2 separate regions of the Homo sapiens genome follow, and region 2 is linked to region 1. Evidence: chromatin contacts called from ENCODE Hi-C or POLR2A ChIA-PET data. All regions are on one chromosome and are shown on one strand. Each heading gives the region's core, a stretch centred on a gene start or an enhancer-like site at or near the end of the contact. The rest is flanking DNA. Distances are from core to core; before and after follow the strand shown. Region 1 overlaps CLEC16A (C-type lectin domain containing 16A). Region 2 overlaps CLEC16A (C-type lectin domain containing 16A).

Evidence for each region. A loop is a pair of places that touch in the nucleus more often than their neighbours do. ChIA-PET counts read pairs that join two places held with the same protein, here RNA polymerase II (POLR2A). Pooled maps may share reads with other maps.
Region 2: a loop to region 1 is called in a map of breast epithelium, with 15 times the contacts of the local background. The contact joins two enhancer-like sites. A Hi-C loop is called at or near these places in 4 of 168 maps with a recorded cell type or tissue (breast epithelium, endothelial cell of hepatic sinusoid, heart left ventricle and 1 more), 8 of 37 single-sample maps with no recorded cell type and 10 of 50 pooled maps. POLR2A ChIA-PET finds 5 or more read pairs at or near these places in 7 of 52 experiments (A673, AG04449, K562 and 3 more).

What each region holds. Positions count from the first base shown.
Region 1 is chr16:11,014,140-11,020,546 of GRCh38, reverse strand. It overlaps CLEC16A (C-type lectin domain containing 16A), which reads right to left. Exons shown (of 24, transcript NM_015226.3): 12 at 222-354. Among named protein-coding and RNA genes, the nearest start is that of CLEC16A, 73 kb to the right of the region's middle. RefSeq lists a silencer at 3,541-3,835. Within about 2 kb of position 3,431, at least 4 of the 41 ENCODE cell types and tissues checked have a DNase peak (open chromatin) inside an H3K27ac peak, as active enhancers do.
Region 2 is chr16:11,053,869-11,060,275 of GRCh38, reverse strand. The region is part of intron 18 of CLEC16A (C-type lectin domain containing 16A); the gene reads right to left. Among named protein-coding and RNA genes, the nearest start is that of CLEC16A, 110 kb to the right of the region's middle. Within about 2 kb of position 2,840, at least 4 of the 41 ENCODE cell types and tissues checked have a DNase peak (open chromatin) inside an H3K27ac peak, as active enhancers do.

The DNA.
Region 1 (6,407 bases), core at 2,182-4,681:
CCTGGCGAATCTCTTTGCAAAGGAGTGAGCATTACAGTGTTGAGTGATGGCTCCGTCTCCATGCTTCTGGGTGGCCAGAGCTGGAGAAGCAGGGAAAGAAAGGGAGGCAGCATGGTCGGGCTGAGGGACAGAAGAGGCTCTGGCCCTAGGGCTCAACCTCCCCACTGAGCCCTCTCCTCTTCCCTGAGAGAGCACTCAGCATCGACCTCTCGGGCAGCTACCTGCTCCATTGCGTGCTCTCAGAGCAGGTGGCGGCGGCGCTTTTCTCCTCGTCCGTGGTGTTCTGCTCCTGCACGGAGGTGCTGGCGGCCAGCTCTGAGAGCTTGCTACGCTCCATGATCACCATCTCGATCTCTGGAAGCCAAAATGGAGACTGGGATGAGTCCAGACAGCTTTTCAGCCCTAGATTTATACACATGCTCATGTTGGAGAATAAATATGCATAAATGACTCCAAACACATCAAGCACATGTCCGACAGCAGCGACCTGAACACCAGAGACACACTGGGGTGGAAATAAGACAGAGGCCAGAGCCTCTCTTTCCATTCATCACAGCAACACCAAGAAACGTGTTCCTGTCTTTGACAACAAAACACAAATTGCAATCATTTATTCTATTTCGAGAGTTTAAAATCGTCTTTTTTACTTTATTGATACCACATTTCCTTCCCAAAGGATTTCAGGCAGCTGAGAAGATATGACATGTGGTTGATAAACATAATCAACCTCACTGACAACATTCTAAAGCTCCTTACATTTTTTTTTTTTTTTTTTTTGAGACAGAGTCTCGCTCTTGTCACCCAGGCTGGAGGGCAGTGGCGCAATCTCAGCTCACTGCTACCTCCGCCTCCAGGGTTCAAGTGATTGTCCTGTCTCAGCCTCCTGAGTAGCTGGGATTACAGGCGCTTGCCACCACACCCAGCTAATTTTTGTATTTTTCGTAGAGACAGAGTTTCGCCATGTTGGCCAGGCTGGTCTCGAATTCCTGACCTCAGGTGATCCACCCACCTCGGCCTCCCAAAGTGTTGGGATTACAGGCGTCAGCCACCATGTCTGGCCTAAAGCTGCTTACATTTTTAATAGAAAGCTCTGATGTGACTGAAGCCTTTTGTTTTCCTTTTTTACTTACAACTTCCAGAAGGCAGAGAGAGATTAGGAACCTCATTTTTTCTCCCCATTAAACAAGGGTAACCTGTAGCAATCAGCTTAAGCATGGTGTGCATTTTTATTTTTCAGAAAAAGTTATGAACCACCAAAGAAAACATCTTGAATTAAAGATGGATGAGGGTTGGGCTTTATGGTGTCCCCATCAGAGTTCTTGGCTGTGCGGGCGTGGACTTTCAAACAGTCAGCCTTTGGAACTCAGAGTTCACATCTTTTTCCCCACCTTCGGGAGACATACAGGGGGTTAAAAGAGATGACAAAATGTGAACCTGCACTTCTGTTTCCAGAGGGATGTGAACACATACCTTGGGCTCAGACACCGCCTCTGCCATGGTCTCCCTCCCCCCGGCTCATGCAGGGACGTCTGCCACCTCTTCTGCCACCCTAATGTATTCTCCACACAAACCCAAGTGATTTTAATGAAATTAGCTCATGTCACTCCTCTGTTCAAAACTCCCAGTGCCTACTCATCACTCTCAAGATGAAATCCAAACACACGGCCTGGCCCCAGTCCACCTCTGACCTTACCTCCTGGCCATCCCTGCCTGGCTGGCTCATGCTGCTCCAGCTGTGCTGGGCTTCTCACTATCTCTTGAACATCCCAAGCTTGTCTCCATTTTTTTTTTTTTTTTTGAGATGGAGTCTCGCTCTGTCGCCCAGGCTGGAGTGCAGTAGCATGATCTCGGCTCACTGCAAGCTCCGCCTCCCAGGTTCACACCATTCTCCTGCCTCAGCCTCCTGAGTAGCTGGGACTACAGGCACCCGCCACCACACCCAGCTAATCTTTTGTATTTTTATTACAGACAGGGTTTCACCGTGTTGGCCAGGATGGTCTCCATCTCCTGACCTCATGATCTGCCTGTCTCGGCCTCCCAAAGTGCTGGGATTACAGGCGTGAGCTACCGCGCCTGGCCCAAGCTTGTTTCTATCCAAGGATCTTTACACAGTAATTTCCTCTGCCTGGAAGGCTCTCACACCAGGTCTCTCCTAGCCAGGTGTGACTGGGGTGCATCATTCAAGGCTCAGTTCACATGTCGCCTCCACGGAGACATCTTCCTGGACGCCCTCTTCACCTGTTTTTTTTTTTTTTTTCTTTTTTGAGACAGGGTCTTGCTCTGACACCCAGCCTAGAGTGCAGTGGTGTGATCATGGCTCACTGTAGCCTTGACCACCTGGGCTCCCGAGTAGCTAGGAACACAGGTACATGCCAGCACACCCGGCTAATTTTTTAGTATTTGTAGAGATGGGGTCTCACTATGTTGCCCAGGCTGGTCTCAAACTTCTGAGCTCAAATGATCCTCCCACCTTGGCCTCCCAAAGTGCTGGGATTATAGGCGTGAGCCACCACACCGGCCTTCACCTGCCTTTTTTTTTTTTTTTTTAATACCTCTTTAAAAATTGTTATTAACTAAACTAAACTCTACACTTTGGGCAGATTTCATTAGTTTTTCCCAATGTCTTTTTTCTGTTCCAGGATCCCTTTTACATTGAGTCCTCATTCTTAGGTTCCTCTGGATGTGACGTTTCTCAGACTGTCCTTGCTTGTGATGACCTGGACATTTTGAGGAGTACTGGTCAGGCATTCTTGAGAGTCCCTCACTCTGGGTTTGTGCAATGTCTTTCTGCTATTTAGACTGGGGTTACAGGTTTTGAGGAGGAGGACCACAGAGGGGAAGTACCCTTCTCATCACATCCTATCAGGGCACATACTATCAATATGACTTATAACTGTTGATGTTAATCTCCAATACTTGGCCAAGCTAATGTTCATCAGCTTTCGCCACTGTGAAGTCACTTTTCCTCCTCCTTCCATACCATACTCTGTGGAAGAAAGTCAGTAAACACAGGCCACACTTAGAGAATGGGACATTAGGTTCTGAAACGTCTTCGCGTATCTCCATAAATTATTTGGCATTCTTCTGTAGAGGAGATTTGTCCTTCCTCCCCCTTATCTTGATTTTACTTAATAATAATAGCATTCATTGTGACTTGGCTCTTACATTCTCTATTGTTCTGCTTCTTTACTGTCTGCCTTCCTCCACTAGAACAGGGGTTTTGTAGCTGTCTTATGTGTCTTGTTCTCCACTGTCTAATCCAGTGTCTGGCACAGAGTAGGCACACAATAAGTATCTCTTGAAGTGATAAATGAGCGACTGGTCTAGCCCAACACGAGATGTTTTGGCAGCGGGCCCGAGTGGCAATGATTCATGGTAGCTGTGATCTGAGGCGGGGTGGGCCACTCCCCGACAAAGTCTGTGATCAATGTGGTCACAAAGTGTTCTCGTGGGGAGATATCTCATGCCCCAAGAGACTCTCCCCAGACTGTTAGGCATGACTGTACCTGCAGGCACCCCTTGGCATGGAGGAGCACCCCCCCCCCCGCCCCGATATTCACATGGGCCCCGGCCCTATGTGAGGTTCACTCTCACCATCCCCCTTCCCTCCCATCTGATCTGAAGTCAGATGTCAAAGATCAGAGTCTCCCACAGGGCGGGCCCCATCACACAGGTGGGAGCCAACAGTGCTTTCTAAGTGGTGTGTGGACAAATGCTTTGTTTGCATAGTTTTGTACTTATTTCATTGTGCATTGGAAGAAAATTCTAGCTGCACAGAAAGCCTTCTGTGGATATTAGTGCTTAGAATAAGGCTAAATTTTGGGAAAAAAACAAGTGAGTCAATTCAAAGAAAGCTATCCAGTAAACAGCAGAGCAAACAGTACACAGATATGGCCAAGAGCTGGAATGTGGGCTGGGCGTGGAGGCTCATGCCTGTAATCCTAGCATTTTGGGAGGCTGAGGCAAGAGGATCCCTTGAGGTCAAGAGTTTGAGATCAGCCTGGCCAACATGGTGAAACCTATCACAAACATTAGCTGGGTGTGGTGGCGGGCGCCTGTAATCCCAACTACTGGGGAGGCTGAGGCATGAGAATCGCTTGAACCCAGGGGGTGGGGGTTGCAGTGAGCCAAGATTGGGCCACTGCACTCCAGCCTGGGTGACAGAGTGAGACTCTGTTTCAAAAAAAAAAAAGAAAAAAAAAGAAAAAAAAGAGTTCGAACGTGGTGCAGACTGCTGTCGGGGAAACATAATTCTCTTTCCCTTCTGCCATTTTCACCTTCACCAGCCTCCTTCAGGCACCTAGTGTCCTCCAACTACCTTGGCCATCTCCAAAGTGGGTATGGACCTCAGTGGGCATGCAAGATGATTCCCTAGGCAGTAGGTCTTTTAACGCTTCTCATCTTTTAAAATCTATTTTGTTTTATACTGTCCATAATACTAGCATGATCATATTATATATAATTTATAATACATAAATTTTTACACATATTTGGGAGATGTATGCTTAAATGTCATATGTATAGGTTTGCTTGTGTTTACTAACAAGGCTTGCCATCAGACATCTGAAGACTCCCAAGCAAGCCTGTGAGGCTAGCCTCCTCCTCGTCTCCCAGCCTCTGGCCTCTGCCCCATGAGGCAGAGGACGTGGCATAGGCCCACCTCCCCTACAGCTGCAAGTTCTCCTTCCCCAGGCTCAGCTCTGCCCTGCTTGGTTGACACAGTGGGAACTCAGCTCCAAGTACTTCCTAAGGTTACAGGGCCAAGCCCCAGCACCCTGGCCTGGAGGCCAAGCTTTGTGACGTAGTTGTCCCCTTTCTGGCTTAATCTCGTTGGACACCAGCAGAATTCCGGAGCAGAGAAGAGGGTGAAGACAATTCAGCACCAAGCTCATCCAACTTTTTTTTTAAGCAGCTGAATACTAATTTGCAGGACAATTTTCCAGGGCATCCCACCACAGTCAGCAGATGAGCGCAGAGCTGCTCCAGGAAAGGGTGGTGGGCATCAAATGCCTCTGACTGCCGTGGGCTCCCTCGTGCACTCCATGAGGCCCCTTTCTGGAATTCTACGGCTTCACACAAAACTGCTTGAAAACCACCGTCTGGTCCAACCCTGGATATTGAGTATGAGTGCACAGAAACCCACAAGTGCAGTGATTCTTAACACAGCTGGAAATGCAGCAGCAAAGCCAGGACCGCTCCCCCTTCCTCACCCCCAACCCCCGTGTCACATCTTGACGCAGAACCAGACCCACATGGGCCTCTCCACACAAAATGGGATTTCCACACCCTGGCTGTGACACCTGTGCGCACAGCTGCACCTCACAGTCCTCATCCAGCTAGCACAGCTGTAGAGTGAGTGGCTCCACTTAATTTTCTAGATGAATGCGGATCAGATCTTCAAATGTCAAGGAAAGGTTTCTTGCTCTTCTTTTTGATAGTTTTATCCAAACAACCCTTATAGGTACTGAAACAACCCTTATAGGTCTGCCAATTCCCTGAAGCTCTATGCAAAGTGCTATGTGGGCATGGGACCAGTTGGTAGCAGGTTTTTGGGGGAAAGGGCTCCCCAGATTCTCACTGCTCTAAAGTGAGTATCATCTTTAGAAGAGGACATCAAAGAGGACTTGACCTCCCCTGATGATCAGGGTCACAGGGAACCTCCTCATAGTGCTACACCTGAAGTTGGCACGGTTCTGTGCCACTCCGGGCCCCAACTCCAATTGTCCCTGTTGTCACTGGCCAGCCTCCCTCCCAAGGTGCGGGCGCCACACTGCTGCCACCAAGGAAAGCAGCTCAGTAGGCTATGTGGATACAGAGTTCCACCTATGGTCCCCAAGGCCGGGACTGAGGCACTGAGGCTGGATTTCCAGGGGGCTCTGACTGAACCTCAGTTATGATACTATTTGGAGTTTGAAGGGACTGAAGCAATAGTTTAATTTGCTTGCTTTTATGATTTCTGTCACGTCTCTGTGTTACCTGTACTATTTTTCATTTTATTTGAACTATTACTTTTTTTTCACTTAAATACAGCTTAAAAGGAAAGTTTAAATCACCGTTATACTCTACAACCTAGCAGCCCACTTGTAGGTCTTTCTCCGCAAGACACACCTCTGGAAGTATGCAACTGCACATGCACAAGGATATTTACTGTAGTATTCTTTGTAATTGCAAAATACTGGAAACTACCTAAATGCCCAGGCATAACAGACCGATGGAATCAACTATGGTACATACACACAGCACAGCTGTGAAAAGGAATGAAGAAGATCTGAGAAATGATATGGAGTAATTTCCGGAGACATTGCTAAGTGGAAGGAACACATATGCTACCCTGTATGTAAGAAAGGAAAAGAAGAAAACATACACAAATCTGCTTATTTTTACAGAAAGAAACACAGGAAGGAGAC
Region 2 (6,407 bases), core at 1,591-4,090, 40 kb before region 1:
CGGGGCAGAGACCTCGCACCTAGCAGGTGGGCAGTGACCTTGGTTCCCTGAATGCCCCTCAGGCTTTCCCTGCCAGCAGACCAGGGGCACAGGTGGATCCACCAGCACAGGGATTCCTGGCCCATAGAAGTGGTGTCTGGTCAGAATTGTGTGGCCACCAGGTACTTTCAGAGAGCAGAAACAAAGCAGAGTCCCAGCAGTCGGAGCCGTGTGTGCAGAAAGCAGCCTCCAGCCCCAGGACAGGCTTGCCCACCAACCAGAGCAAGGAAGCAGAGGGGCAGTCCACAGAAAAGGCCACCTGCAGGCCTCTCTCCCTGAGGCACAGCTGCTGGGCCTGACTGAGGGTGCAGTGCCCCATGGGGACAGCTCCAGAGTCAGACACATGAGGTCTACATCAGATTCCCAGTTCCACTAGGCTGGGCAAGTCCCCTGACTTCTGTGAGCTTCCTTTTCCTCATCTGTAAAATGGGCATGATAGCTCGCATGCCTGCTAGGAGGTTCTGAGATAACGCAGGAGGGAAAGCAGCCAGCACAGTGGGGTTGGGGGGACAAACCACTGTCACCACTAGGGAGCTGCAAAGGCGAATCCCAGTGCGCCTTTGGGTCTTCTTGTTTATGGCTCTGAAGGCTGCAGTCTGGACCTAGGTGAGGGGAGGTGCCCTCTATACAGCAGTGTGCCTCCCAAAACTAGAAAGGGGCCAAATTACTGTCTGCAAAGAGGTGCACTCACACTGCCTCCTCATACCCCAGGCAATGAGGAGCTGGTCAGCCTGCTTACACCCAGTGCTGCCTTGCGCCCTAACCAGTGGGAGACCTTGGAGCAACTTCCTAATGTTGGAACTGGAAGAGCAATCCTATCTCCTGGCCCTATGCTAAGGTAGTGCAGTCCTCTGTAAACCAGAAAGCACTGGAGAAAGATCAGCTCTTAAGTTATAATGATGATGATGGTGGTGGTAGCATTCGTATCTGATTGTCAACAGTTTTTAAAAGTACAGTCTTCATAAAGACATCTCTAACAATTGGGAGAAAAAGAAGTGTAGTTCCATTAAAAAATTCAAAAGAACTTCTATTTTTTAAGCACTTACGGGGTGGCAGGAACTGTGGGCACCTTATTGTAACTTGAAGATTTTATGGAGGAAGAAACAGAGCTGAGAGGGGCAGAGTTATTTCAGCTCACACACCTGCTAAGTGGCTGAGCTGGGTGTGAACTCAGGAATGTATGACATGTGTGTCACTTAACCAAGTGCACCAGGAAACTTAAACATCCATGGCAGTCCAAGTACAGAAAGCCCAAGACGTGGGTGGTCACTTGAAATATTTGGCAGCTTGAGCTCTCAAATAAGGAGTCATGACCATGAGGATGAGAAAGAAAGGAAACGGCCCATCACAGCCAGGTCCAAGTCAAGGAGACGCTCATTTCTGTGCCCAAACGCCTGTTCCTCTTGGGGTTTTGAAGGCAAATAACTCATGCAGGACCAGAGCAGGTGGGTAAGAAAACAGAAACGTGTGGCTTTCTGCAGCCCACCACTCTGAAAAACTGTAACCTTTCAATAAATACTTTAAAAGTTCAGAATTTGGCTCCCAATATAGGCCAATATCTGCTTTTGCCTTGCAAACAACACATGGATAATAACAATCATCATCATAAATATAAAATAGAATATAATACACATACAGTCAGCTCTCTGTATCCATGGGTTCCATATCTGTGGATTCAACCAACTGTAGATCAAAAATATTAAAAAAAAAAAGGGTTGCATCTGTACTCAACTTGTACAGACTTTTTTCCTTATTATTCCCTAATCAATACAGTATAACAAACTATTTACATAGCATTTACATTGTACTCAGTATCATAAGTAATCTAGAGACGATTTAAAGTCTACAGGAGGATGTGCATAGGTTATATGCAAACACTACGCCGTTTATATAAGGGACTTGAGCATCTGTGGATTTTGGTATCCTTGGGGGAGCCCTAGAACCAATTCCCCATGGATACCGAGGGATGACTGTATAATAAAATCTCTCAATGTTTTTCCTGGTTCCTGCCCCAACTCCTAAGAGAAGGAAGGACACATGAGAAGCCATGTCCATGAATCTGAGGCGGGCCGATTCCCACAGGGCGGGGAGCTCCACTCGAGGCAAAACCTGGGCTCCCATGGGGGTAGGGGGGTTATAAGGGCCTGGTAGGCACATTGGGCAGCCCCACAACTCTGTAAATTCACAAAAGAAAGCTAAAATATGAGCATAAGAGCCATAAAATTCACCCCACCACACCCAAAACAATAAGCACTCTCTTGATTCCCCATGGCCTGCCGCATACTATGCCAGCTGTACGGGGTTGTCTCATCTAAGCTTTTAATGACTCTGCATGGTTCCTATTTTACAGATGGGGAAACCAAAGCTGAGCAATGACAGGCAGCCTGCCCAAGGTCAGTTAGTGAATAACTAGATTCCAAGCTCTGTGTTCTTCCAACCACACTCCTTGACCTCCAAAAGATTTAAGGCTTGGGACCCAGGGTTTTATTGAGCGCTTTTCTTTGCTAAATAAAGACGCAAATTTAAAAGTATTATTAAAAAGGAAAAATAAATTATTATTCTTTCAGATTCTTCCATAGAATATCAGGAAGGACTGACCCAGGAAGAACAGGTTAGATTTTGAAAAGGATGACAGCTGACCAAGCTCAAATATAAAGAGATTGCTCCAGTTTCTTTGCTTCAATGAGTCTGGAAGCAAATTCTGGCAAACTCAATGTCACCGGGGAATCAGTCCAATGAGCAGGGGAAGGTGGGTGGCTCTGTAGTCAGACACACTGTGGCTCAAGCTGGGGCTTGGTAATCACGTGACGTGCCCAAGCCCAGGCTTGTGTTCTGGAAATGGGGCACCCACCGTGCAGGTACAACGGGATGGCACCGGTGATGTGCTGAGCCCACGAGCTGGCCTGGAACAAAGGCTCGGTTTTCACCCTCCTGCTTCCTTGCTGCATGTGCAAGCTGCCTAGTTTAGGCGACAGTCACTCAAGTTAGAAGCCCACTGAGGCCATGTAGCTGTGAAAGTCAGTCATTCTTAAAAGAGGGCCGAAGCAGTTTAATGTGGGCACAACCCATCGGGAAAGCAATTTGGCAATATGCAGAGGGTCATGAAAAAAACACATTCATACCCTTTGAACCAGAAATTCCGCTTCTGGGAACTTATCCTAAAGAAATAATTCAAAAGAAAGAAAAACACTGTATTCATGAAGCTGCTCATTATAGTTTAGTTGAAAATAATGTAATACTGGAAGCAACGAAAATGTCTACTTGCAAGAAAATGCCAGATGAACCTTTATGAGGCCATAAGAAATGAGACTTATTTAAACTGTGACAACATGAAAAACTTCTTGTGCTACGACGAAAAGAAAGAAAAAGAAGGGATGAAAGCAAGACCACAGTACACTCTTTTTACAGACAAAGATAGGAGGAGCACAAAAGATGTCTAAGTATTGTTTGTTTAGGGTGATGAAATCATGGGAAAGACTGTTCCCTTTACTTTTGAAACTGCATGAGATGTTATTGTATTTTCTTTAATGTATAATACACATCGAAAAAATAAAGCAAAATATTCTATTTCCTCAAGGCCAATAGTGATAAACACAAAAACTGCTTGTGGTTTTACAAAGGAACAGGGAAACAATGTGGGGACAAATAAAACCTCGTGCAAATATGGGTGTTTCATAACCGCTTCCAAGATGACTATATACAGATGGCTAGTGGCTTAAACTTGGATTTTGATATTCACCAAAAAATCCTATTCCTAACTCTCTTTTCTCTGGCATTAAGCTTTGGTAGATTTAGATCATGAAAGACCCTATTTCTTTCCCACCTTACATACTAGACTGCTCCATCTCTGTTCAGACAATGCTTCCTGAGCACTTACTGTCTGCCAGGCCCTGGGCTTGTCACTTCACAGCCACACTCGTCTACTCTGGGCAACAGCTGAGAGGCAAGACCCACGAGGGACCTGAGGTTCCGGGAGGGTGAGTGGCTCGCTCAAGCTCATGCAGCTGGAGTTGGGATTTGACCCGTGGTTGGTCTGACTGACACCACTGTTTTCCTTCTTCACTGCTTCTCTCAGGTCCCCCTACATGTGGGATGGATCCAGCCTAAGCCCAAAGTTCTGCTCCAATGTTCTCACTGGACCCCAACAGCTCCAGTGACCTTCATTTCAACATGAATTTCCCTTCTCAGCTGGCATGGCTCAGTGGACCCCTTGCTGTTTTGGTCTTATTTTATATTATTTGCTCATCATTCTTGTCTTGCATCTTACTCAGAGCCTGACACCTAGAATATGTTCAACAACTATGTTGAAAGAAAGAATAAGTGATGTGGTTTTTAAAATGCAAGAGAGGGCTGGGCATGGTGGCTCACGCCTGTAATCCCAGCACCATGGGAGGCCGAGGCAGGTGGATCACCTGAGTTCAGGAGTTTGGGAGCAGCCTGGCCAACAGACTGGGGAAACCCAGTCTCTACTAAAAATACAAAAAAAATTAAAAAATCAGCTGGACGTGGTGGCTCATGCTACTGTAGAGGCTGAGGCAGGAGAATCACTTGAACCTAGGAGGAGCAGGTTGCAGTGAGCCGAGATCATGCCACTGCACTCCAGCATGGGTGACAGACTGAGACTCGTCTCAAAAAAAAAAAAAAAAAAAAAAAAAAAAAAAGCAAGAGGGAAAACGGCGTTATCGTGAGATGCCTCCCCACGGCCTGCAAAGCGCTACCACCATCCTCTCCTGTAGCTGCGCTCCTGCCCCTCCCTCACTTAACTATGCTCCTTGAACATGCCACACTTGGTGGCATCTCAGGGACTGGATGTGTGCTGTTCCCTGTTTGGAAAGTGCCTCCTTTATCACTTTAACCTTCCTGGCTCCTCCTCATGCTCCAGGTTTCAGCTCAGATGTCAACTCTGCAGAGAAGCTCTTCCGATCACTCTATCTGCAGGAGGAGCGCTCCTCAGCCCCTGGCTATGGCATGCTGTTTCTTTCCTCCAGAGCTCTGACTGTGAGTTGATACCCAACCTGCTATTCTCTTACTTGTTAATAAACTTTACCTCACTAGGTAAAAAGAGCGGTCCAGAAGGCAGGGATGTGTGCTCACTCATTTCTTCACCCCCAAGGCTAACACAGTATTTGGCACATAGCAAGAATCTAGCAGCTCTTTGATGAATCTATGAATATTTAGGAATGATTTGCCAGGAGAATTGTTTGAACCTCTTTGACAAGTCCTTAAGGAAAATAAAGGATGGAGTTTCTAAAAAGGATCAGCCTCCTTTAAAAAGTCTACTTGGTGGAAAAAAAAAAAAAAAAAGAAAGAAAACCTTTGAATCCAAAGGGGTAGCTTGGAATGTTCTTTGGATACAAGCAAAAAACTTGAAACGAACCACATAAGCCCTCAATTGCTTGCTAAACCATGTAACTTCCTTTAGCTCAGATTCAAAGCACATTGGTGTGTTCTGATTTCTGAAGTGGGCTTGAAGAGCTAAGCTTCTGGATGATTCTAGATGGCTACCTTGCAACAGGAACCGTAGTGAGATGAGTGGCCAAAGCCACCCTTCAGAAAGAAATTATTAAAGTCACAAAGGAAGCTTTTCTAAAGTGGATGCCTTGGCTTTGAGGTAGCCTGGCCTCTTTTATATCATTCTGCTACCCAGGGACCCTGGGAGGACTTGAGAGTTGCTTTTGGAAACTTGTCAGACAGGCAAAGAGACTCTAGAGAAGCTGAGATATTCTCTATCTGTGCTTCAGCCAGCCACTCGGGTTGTGCATCCTATCCAGGACAAGGGAGGTGGGCAGCACAGCCCTGGGAACCTGCAACTCTGTGACATGTGAGGGGCAAAAAGACTATCATCGAGACCTGCCATTGGCTTGCTGCCGAGTCCTCACGATAACTCTGGAAAGGCAGGCACATTTTACTTGACAGATGGAGACAGCAGCTCAGAGTAGACAAGAAGCAACCTCCCTTCTGCCACATGCCTGACAAACTGGCCCCTGCATTTCTCCCATCTCTCGCCTGTGGATCAGGACCATCTGCCCCAGCCCAGCAGGGCATGAGGTCATGAAACTGTGTTAAGAGGTGACAGCCAAGGTTCTCAAGGGGCTCCAAGGCTCCCGTGATCTGGCTCCTGCCAGCACCCCCAGCCTCATCACATCCTCCTGTGGGCTCCAGCTGCAATCACTGCCGTGTTGGTGCCAGAATGTGCCACCTGTCTCTGGGCCTATGCCTCCCTATCTGATGCCTGTCCCACTTCCTGCTCCAGGTGGGATTAGTGACCTGACCTAATGCTGCTTGAATAATGGCCTGAGCCACATGACCTGCCACTGTCTCTTCCCACTTTGACCTCTAAGGCTCTGATTTCTTCAGGACTGGGGCTG